2 separate regions of the Mus musculus genome follow, and region 1 is linked to region 2. A link is a loop called in an ENCODE intact Hi-C map of the cell type or tissue named here. Cell type or tissue: heart. All regions are shown on one strand.

Region 1 (5,000 bases), 63 kb after region 2:
AGTGTCACCCCTCCAGGTGCCTGCACAGTAATGTGCTCAATGTCAATTCCCAGCATCAGAAAGAGAGCTGATACCACTCAGAACCTCGTTTTAGGTCAGCGCTCCCCAAGCCTCCATCAAATGACACCCCAGGACTCCCTCACATGCAGCTCTTTGCTAGTCCTCAAGATCCCCCTTTAAGGTCTAAGGCAGGAGAAAGACGGTCAGCTAGAGAGGGGAAGGGATCTGTGGAAGTCAGTGGGGAAGAGAAGAACATACAATGACATGTGTCTGCGTGTGATGACATCATGGCAGAACCCATTGCTTTGAGCTCCAGCCTAAAAAGCTTAATTCCCTTTTAAATTAAATCTTTTTTTTTCAATTTACAAAATTTGTTTTAAAAGGAAACAGGGCTGAAAGAAACGCCACAAATAGAAAGATGGTATCTTTGCAAAACACTTAAAAATATACACAGCCTTGTAAAACTTCAGTCCCTTCCCGGCACTGCCTCTGTTATCAATGCAGACCACACTGGGAACTCCTGGCACAGGCCAGCAAGTGGATTGGGCCAAGGTGAGTCTAATGTCACAAAGCTAGCTGCAATCCACTCTGTGCTACTCCACACCGTGCACTTTCTCCTTCCCTCCCATTTTCCCCCCACATCAACCTGGCTCATGGGGAGACCACGGGCAGAGAAGCCTCAGGCAGGGTTGATCCAAGACACTCCACTGCCTCCAACTCTCATTTAAGGAAGCCAGTCAGTCATGCACAGGTCTCTGGAGGCTGCCAAATACAACCAATTGGCTGCCTCCAAAACTTCACTGTCAGTCACCTGACACCCTGATATCACCAGACAGCAGGAGGGAAACCAAGGGACAAAGACAGAAAGACAGAAAAAGAGACTCTTAACACAGCTATAAGTCTCTGCCCCACTCCTCTGTATTGTTTAAAACTACAAATACCGAGTTCCAAAAGGAGTGTGTGTGAGTGTGTGTGTGTGTGTGTGTGTGTGTGTGTGTGTGTGTGTGTGTGTGTGTGTGTGAAGGAGGGGGTTGATGGGGGTAGTATGTGTCTGAAAGTAAACTGAAATACTAATAAACATGTAACTGCCAGCATATTTCTCTAATTTATTTTTGAAACTTAGGGGATAGACTGAGAATATAGACAATAGGAGCTGAACACATTTACTACTTCTAACAAGATGTCTTTAAAGATGCTAGGTTTTTTAGATGTTTGTTATTAAATATCAATCATTGGTCATTTACAAGGTGCTAATCACTTCCTCCAGACTTTGTTTTACTTCATATAATACTAGGGAGTATGTGGAGACCTAGAAGAGGATCATTCTGAGGATAGGCTCGGTCTACTTTGAGCAATGGGGTGAATAGGTTTGGGGTGAGTGCCTGCTACAGCTAAAAACTGGCAAAAAAGAAAAAACCCAGAGGGCTTAGATGAAAAAGATCCTGAGACAAAGCCTGGACTACCAGGAAGGATTGCTGTGATTGATGCGATGCCTTGCATAGTACTAGAGGCAAAAGTGTCACTACATGTAACAAACATTTGCCATCTTAACAGAAGAACTGATCCATCTTCCAGAATGCCTAGGGGTGCCCACACAGGCGACAACTGCACAGTGTCAGTGGATGCCACTCATATACAGAGCTTGACATCTATGAAAATTCCTGAACACAGCTATACATGTATACAATCCTGCCCTCATGATCTCTCGGGAAAATTAAACCTGGTCTAGGAAATGAAGCACTGGGCTGTAGAGATGATCTTCTCTTGAAGAAGCAGTTCTCAGGGCTGGAGAGATGGCTCAGGGGTTAAGAGCACTGACTGCTCTTCTGAAGGTCCTGAGTTCAAATCCCAGCAACCACATGGTAGCTCACAACCATCCGTAATGAGATCTGACTCCTCCTTCTGGAGTGTCTGAAGACAGCTACAGTGTTCTTACATATAATAAATAAATCGAAGAAGAAGAAGAAGAAGAAGAAGAAGAAGAAGAAGAAGAAGAAGAAGAAGAAGAAGAAGAAGAAGAAGAAGAAGAAGAAGAAGAAGAAGAAGAAGAAGAAGAAGAAGAAGAAGAAGAAGAAAAGAAGAAGAAGAAAAGAAGAAGAAGAAGGGAAAGTTGTTCTCATGTGGGTCATGACCCCTTTAGAAGGAGTCAACCTACCATCAGAAAACACAGATATTTACATAGTGATTCTTAACAGTAGCAAAAATTACAGTTATGAAGCAGCAACGAAAATGAATTTACGGTCAGGGATCACCACGTGAAGAAGCGTATTAAAGGCTCACAGCATTAGGAATGTTGAGAACCACTGCTGTAAAGGGTTCATGCCCAGTGCAAAGAGCCTAAAACGGAAGCTGCAGGACCCTTGTCCTCACTTAATGTGTTCTCTGTCTTCTAGAAAGTTCCTTCCCCTTTCTGGACCTCAGTTTTATAGACTCTAAAATTATTTAGACAACAGTGTCCTCAGAATTGCTGCCAAACATGTGGTGAGCTTTGATGTTGGCTTTGCCACTACACGGTTCCTATTCCTCTGGTGCCATCCAATGTGCATGGAGAGTTGCCCTCTCCACCTTCAGCATTTTAGCTTCATCCCAGTGGTGACCATGTGACTGAGATACATCAAGCAGTGTGTGACTCAACGACCCCTGACCACAGAGACTCTTAGAGCCAGACCCATAGCCCAGTCAGGCCCAGTGAGATGCACAAGACTGGGAATTTTCTTAGTGCTTAGAACATGGTTTAATATCTCCCACTGGCTGGGGATCTGGGAGGATATAGCCCCCAAGAAGTGTGGACAGTGCTTCAGGTGACAATGAACAGAAAGTCTGAAAATAGGACCCTTATCAGAGTCATGGTCCACAAATAGAGAAAACATATCCTGGCCATGCACTGTGAGCTGTGTGCCCGGCTTCATCTGCACCAGGCAATCTCTAGCATGAGCAAATTCAGTCCTCTCGCTTCATCAATTTGGGGTGCTGGATATGCAGGTATGATCTAAAGAGTGAATTTCTAACTCTGGATGAAACGTGACCTTACTGTCACTAACAAGAGCCACACAGAAGGAAAGTATGTGAGGTACTTTCTCCGTGCCACCCAGACACATCTCAGATCTTCCCATGGCATGTAATGAGGCTGGGAATGAAATGCACACTTCCCACACACCAAGACTTTCATTTCCAAATGCCACCAAAGTTGTCACTGGGAAGGGGACTATAAATTTACATTTTCTTATTACACATTCCACCAGGACTCTTTGGAAGGCCTTCAGATCTAGTCTGCAGAACCTGCCAGTAGGAAACTGTAGATCAAAAGCCAGGCATGGAGATGCATGCTTATAATCCCAGGACTGGGAAAGTAATGACCAGTGGATCCCTGGGGCTTCCTCAATAGCCAGTCTAGCCTAATTGCTGAGCTCCAGACCCTCCTCAAAACACAAAGTGAGCAGCCGCTGAGAATCAATGCCCAAGGTGACCTCTGCCCTCTAATATATGTGGACACTAGCATACACAATACCCTCACAATGCAGACTCTAAACCAAAATTACAGCCAACCCTTATGGCTACCTATCAGATGAAAGGATCTATTTACAGACACCGGGAGATGGGCAAGTAGAACAGGTCTGCTTCGTCCACACAGTTGACTGGTCTGTGTGGCCACCCCTAGATCAATCAGACTTATCCAATTGCTCAGGCTTGTAAAGACTTCCTTGGGAATGTGGAGAAAGGAGGTGGGCTTTTGGTGGCTCCTTCCATTCTGAGATGTACAGCTTGGGACTTTTGCAGTCTTCATTTTCAATCCATGAAGCAGGGAAGGTTTTGTTCTGTACCGTGAATATAGGAGAAAAACACCAGGCATCTATCTATGTGAAGTTTGCCAAGGGCCTTCCTGGGGTCCCAGGTTCCTTTTGCTAAAACAAGCCCAGTTACACACTAGCCTTCAAACTGCACATTATACACTGTTAAGTAAGACTAAATTCTGATATACGGGAAAACGTTAAATCACTTAGAACCCCGAGTTACCTCCTCAGACATGATTTCAGCTAATATGCTCATGCACGCATCACTTTAAAGTGGTAAATACATTCAGATAAATGCATCATCTGATAATTTAGTTACTGTATGATCATCATAGAGGTTGACTAATATGAACCTTCAGGATCTTGCCTGCTACCCCACATGGACCATTCAGTGTGACCTATTGCTCCTAGGCTACAAAAATATGCAGCATGTGGCTGTCCTGACTACAACAATTTGTTGTAACAGAACGATAAGTGTGTGTATCTAAATATACAGTTCTAAAACAACATGCTTGATGATAGAGACTTTTCATGGGACACCCCCCATGGGACCGATCATTTCTGCCACTGACTACTTATAGATTATTTCTTGTTCCTTTCTCTCTGCAAGGTGAATTAAAAACCCAGATATCTCTGGTATGTGGTTTGTAGACACTTTACTGTTTCTTATGTAGTTAGTTATAGATATTTTTCACCTTTTTGTTTGGAAAGTTGTTCTTTTTTTTTATGATTGATCTCTAAGAATTTTTCTAATATCAAAATAATATGAGTCACACTGCTCAAGACATAATTTAATATAACCTTTGTGCTTTAACTTGGCAATGTGGGAGTTTTGAAATAAAAGACCTTATATTTTTAAGATTTATTTTGTGTTTATGGCTGAGTGTTTGCATGCATGTCTGTGCACGACCTTTATGCAGCGACCCCAAAGAACAGAAGAGAGCATCAGATGCCTTATAACTGGAATTTAGAGACTGTTTCAACCGTTATGTGGATACTAGGAAGTGAACCCAGGTCCCCAGGTCCTCTGCAAGAGGAGCCAGGTCTCTGAACTGGTGAGCTATCTCTCCAGCCACAATATATTTTTATTTATATTTTTACAACTATTCATAGTTGGTGCCATGTTTTTTTAAAAAGGATTTTCTGATTTTTAAAAAATATTTACCTACATTTTCTTACTTTTATGATTTGTTTATATTAAAATTTCTA
Region 2 (5,000 bases):
TAAGGCAGTAGGTCTTACCCCTAGGTTATAATTTTTGTGTATAGGACTGGCTGATGTGTGTGTCTTCCCCCACAAGCCAGGCAGGTGCTGTCTGCCCACCATAAGTGTTCTCTACTCACCCTCAGCTGTAGACCCCCAAAGAATGTTCACGAAAGTGAGGGAATCTGAGGAAAACCAAGGAAAAAGAGAACACAGGGAACAGAGAAGAAAACCCTTGTCACCCAACTGTGTCTCACACCAAAACCCAGACGACACATGCAAACTCTGAACCTCAGAATTAAGTTTAATAGTTGTCTCCTTTCTTTAAAACTAACAAACAAGAACTCAATTGATTTCCTACTCTAAGCCTCCATCTGCCAGAGTGAAGGGTTACATGAGACCTGTGAGAACACTCTACCCACTCTGCTTCCCAGTCATGAACTAGATGGGTGGCTCTATCTGTCATGAAACTACTAATTTCTTGACTGCCCCCTTAAGTATGGCATGGCTACACTCTGTGTACCCTGCATAGGGCACAGAACCCTAATCCCAGGAAACACTAAGAGCCTTCACTGTGAGGTCTCTTGATCTCCTTGGAGATCCTCCTCAGAAAGCCACCGAATCTCCATGGCCTTTATGCAATGTCCCTGCACAATATAGGAAGTGGCATGCTTAGAGATGAAGACCTAAGAGTTTGCTACCTACCCAGGCTCACCTTTCCCTTCTATTCCATTCCACAGGAAAACTAGTGGGTGCCTCCACTTCTCTTGGCCCCCAAACACACTATAGTATCTCTTACAAAGATTCCAAAGCCACACAGTGGTGATGCACTTTTTTTTTGTTTTTGGTGATGCACTTTTAATCTGAGCACTTGGAGGCAAAAGCAGACCTAGCTCATCTACAGAGCTAATTCCAGGATACCCAAAGCTTCCCAATGAAAACCTATCTGTAAAAAAACAAAAACAAACAAAACAAAAGATTCCATCGGGAGGCAGAGGCAGGCAGATTTCTGAGTTCGAGGCCAGCCTGGTCTACAAAGTGAGTTCCAGGACAGCCAGAGCTATACAGAGAACCCTGTCTAGAAAAAAAAAAAAAGATTCCAGACCATTTGTAGGGTGAGGAGGCTGCTTCTGCTGACAGGAGTCCTTGAAGTGAAAAGGCCAAGCCACCTCCTTGCCATCCAGACAAGTCATTTACACTTCTTTCCCTGCCTACACCCAAGTCTCAGCCACCTGCCACCTACCAAACGCTTATGAGGTGAGGTGAATGGGTAGGATGAGATCCTAGCTAAGAGAGGAGCCTTTCAAGGGATTAAGAAGCAGTAGGTGGACATCTGAGAGGCCACTGTGAAAGCTGGACTCAGAGACTCTCCTCCCAGTCATGATGTCCCCCCCTCTTATTTGCCTCTCCTGCTTTAAGGCTGACTTTCGTGACCCTGATGGTGTAACTGCTTCTACCTTTACAGGGAATTAAATTCAGACTAACTGGGTGATGATAAATGTCTCCATCCACTTTCCATTCCCATAATGCCAGAAGCTAGGTACTTTACAAAGAAAAAGAGGTGTACTTAGCACGCAATTCTAGAGGATGAGAGCTTACAACTGGATGGCCCATCTCTTCGAGCCCTGAGGAAGGGCTTCTGGCTATGTCCAACACAGCAGATGGGAGGAGAATGTGTGAGAGACCATGAGTATTGAGAGAGGGAGCAAAGCCCTGGAGAAGGGCCAGGCTCTCTAACAGAGCTTCTCTAATAAGACCTGATGCACAACTGTAGGGCAGCATTGATCCATTTGTGGGTTGAGCTCCTCTTAAGGGTTCTATATCCTTGATGGTACCATACTGGGGACTAAGCTTCCAGACCATAAATATGTTGCAGCAAATCCTCTCCTATCCATAGCATTAAAGATGAAGGGTTCAAGGGCAAGATTCCTATAACAGATGGGTGGTGAACCATGAATACAGTTAGCCCTCCTGGGATTGGGCTACTGAAGAGAAAGGTCCTCAGCCCCTCTTCTCATCTAATCAAACCAAAAGGATTTCCTCATCCCTGGAAACAGAAGGGAGTGTCCCTCTCTTATCAGCCCCTCCAAGGTCCACGGAATACCAAGAAAGAGGGAATTGAAAGAATCTAAGAGACAGAGGAAGGAATGTTGTGGAATGCTGCCCTCTGGACAGGATGTGGCCACTGCACATGAAAATACTCAGCTTCTGTAATTATCTGTGTAAGACCCATACATGACTTGTCCCATCAATATTCCTTTATGAAAGAATGAAGACCTCCCAAGGCTCCACCCCTCCGTGGGGTGATACAGGCAGTTAGTGGTTGCTGGAGTGACGAAGAGTTATGCTCTTCGGTGGCGTTAGCCACTAACAAGATAAAGTGCTCCTGTAAATAACCCCTACCTGTGCTCTTGTAAGAAACTGTACAAACGAGCCCCTGCCCACCCAGCTTGTAAGCCACAGCATGCAGATGCCAAGCCAAGAGATGAACATGAGACTCCAGCCTGTCAACAGAAGCATAGTCATAGACTTTCACATCTGAGCTTCTGACCAGAAAGCATTCACCTGAGCTCCGCTGTTATCACCAGCAGCTTCCGGCCCTCCCAGGGAGATCGGCCCATCCCACTCTGGCTGTTGCCCTTGGTTGAACCTCAGGAGACTGGGAGGAGTTATTTTCTTAGCCGATCTGCAACAGCCCTGCTGGCTCCTACCTCAAAGGCAAAGATTCCTCCTCTAGTTTGTTGGCACTGGTTTGTGCCAAGGATCCAGAGAGAGGACAGGCTCTGGCCTCCCATGGGCCTCTGCCAGGCATGTGAGTCAGGACCGGGCTGTAGTCAGAGGAGCCATTGTGACAGAGATGTGGAACTCAGTCCATGGTGTCCTCTCAGGTCAGGTATCTCCTCACCAAGAATCTGCACAGGGCCCTGAGGTGCGATAAGCAGGGAATATGCAGAGACTTCACTTCTTCTTGTCCTACACGGAAATAAGAAAGCCAGGAGACAGAATACCAATGTTTATCTGGACTGTCAACAAAAGGTTATGAGCAAAGGAGTAACTGGGGGAAACACATAGCTTTACAGGGACAAATACTAACAGCATAGCCTTCTGGAACTGTCCTAGATGCTCTAGGGTATAAAAGAGTCATGTTGGAGTCTCCCCATTGTACAGATACTGCCCAGGTGAAAGAGTCAAGCTATACAGTGAGCTGTGTTCATTTTATGCTCACTTACTGGGCACTTACTCCCTGGGAATCATTGTTCTGGGACAACTTACAAACTGCTCCTGCACACACAGGGGCTACCTGCTCAGGAGCTGCGGCAGTATCTTACCAAAAGAAGAGTAGGTCCAAATGAGTGTAAAGGGCTATGGCTTGCAAGGGAAGGAACTTCTAGGAATGGAGATGGAAGATGTCAAGAAGTTTGCTGTGCAAACTCAGAGAGCACTGTGGGTAGAACAATCGGTGCTGCCAGGAAGGAGAGATGGGTGCCTCCCATTCCAGTCCCACTTCCTTTTCTTTCTTTCTTTCTTTCTTTCTTTCTTTCTTTCTTTCTTTCTTCCTTTCTTTCTTTCTTTCTTTCTTCCTTTCCTTCCTTCCTTCCTTCCTTCCTTCCTTCCTTCCTTCCTTCCTTCCTTCCTTTCTTTCTTTTTTGATTATTTTTTATTAGATATTTTCTTTATATACATTTCAAGTGCTATCCCAAAAGTTCTCTATACCTTCCCCCTGCCCTGCTCCCCTACCTTTAAGCACCTTCCTCACTTGAAGCAAAAATTTTGCCATCTGTAATACAACTAAGATGCTAGCAGTGTAGGTCTCAGGAGGAGCAGGGAATGGAAATGATAAGGGAACAGAAGCCTAATGTGTGGCACCATGCTCACATGAGCTGAACAAAAACCTGTATCCACACCACTTTTAGGGAATGAAGTCGTGGGACACAGGGGCAAACCATTACCAGGTACCCAAGAAGAAAAAGAATCTACAGCTTTTTACTGTCTGGCTGTGAAGCAAGGTGGACCGAGAGGCAAGCCCAGAATTGGAACTTGACTCTGCCTGGCATCCAGTACCTGTACACTTAAACTCACTCCCAGCTCTGCCTCAGTCTTCACAACCACAGAATGGACCAAATGTTGGAGCTGGGCATGCCTCAGATGTGACATGCAACAAGAGCAAAGGAAATGTGACAGAAATAGTGTCACACAGAGGCCCACAGATTATTTCTTGTACTCTTGTGATTTGAACTAAGCATTGGACTGAATCCCCAATAAAGAGGAGGAAACCTAGGTCATATCTATTCTTCAGGTGGCCTTCCAAAGTTCTAACCTGACTCTAAACCTGACTGTGCCCCCATACCTCTTGGGGACATCGTTAAATGCAGTCTGGCTCAGGAGGACTGGAGTGTGCCCAAAGGAGAGTGCTACTGGGTCACAGAACACCCTCTGTGTGGCCAGGCTCTCCGAAGGCCACAAAAGCCAAGTGGTTACATAACCCAGAGCAGGCTGGTAGAGAGAAGCTCACAGGGAGAGGTGGGCCCTGCAAGTGGGTTCAGGATACACAGCTGTGGGCCTAATGATAAGCCTTGTGGGTGTCGGGTGTTGTCTAAATCCTATCATACTTATATTTCCCGAAATGTTCCTAAATGATGGATGTATTTTTGTCTTGGTTTCACAGATTACCAAAAAAAAAAAAAAAAAAAAAAAGCTACGGTCCAAAGAGATTGCATCACTTGCCCAGTGTTACACACCGTGCTATCCACAAGCCTCCAGTGTCAGAGCTGAACCCAGGGCAGATGACAGTGATACATGGTGCATTCCTGGACCAGCTGCCCCTCTAATCCCACAGCAGAGGGACACCCCCTGACACAGCACACTCTGAAGCTTGCTGAGAGCTGAGTCATTTAATGGCAGTGGCTTTAGGAGCCAGTCTCCAGCCTCACTGGCTCCTGCCGCACACAATATTTCTCTCCTTTCCGCACTCTGAACAGCTACATCCAATGTCTTTCTTTCACATTTCACAGGGTTTAAAA

The links. A loop is a pair of places that touch in the nucleus more often than their neighbours do. Peaks named below come from ENCODE experiments on the same cell type or tissue, not always from the same donor. Only the 100,000 strongest peaks of a DNase experiment are listed, where the experiment ranks them.
Region 1: a loop joins it to region 2, with 2.1 times the contacts of the local background. A loop is called at or near these places in 2 of 42 quality-filtered maps.

The regions. Positions count from the first base shown.
Region 1 is chr11:43,863,649-43,868,648 of GRCm38, reverse strand. It overlaps a transcript of Adra1b not described here. Among named protein-coding and RNA genes, the nearest start is that of Adra1b, 30 kb to the right of the region's middle. In heart, no CTCF peak of the experiment used is centred here; DNase peaks (open chromatin) are centred at 728 and 2,718; H3K27ac peaks cover 2,335 bases.
Region 2 is chr11:43,927,081-43,932,080 of GRCm38, reverse strand. No RefSeq gene overlaps it. Among named protein-coding and RNA genes, the nearest start is that of Gm12153, 30 kb to the left of the region's middle. In heart, no CTCF peak of the experiment used is centred here; DNase peaks (open chromatin) are centred at 2,720 and 4,440; H3K27me3 peaks cover 227 bases.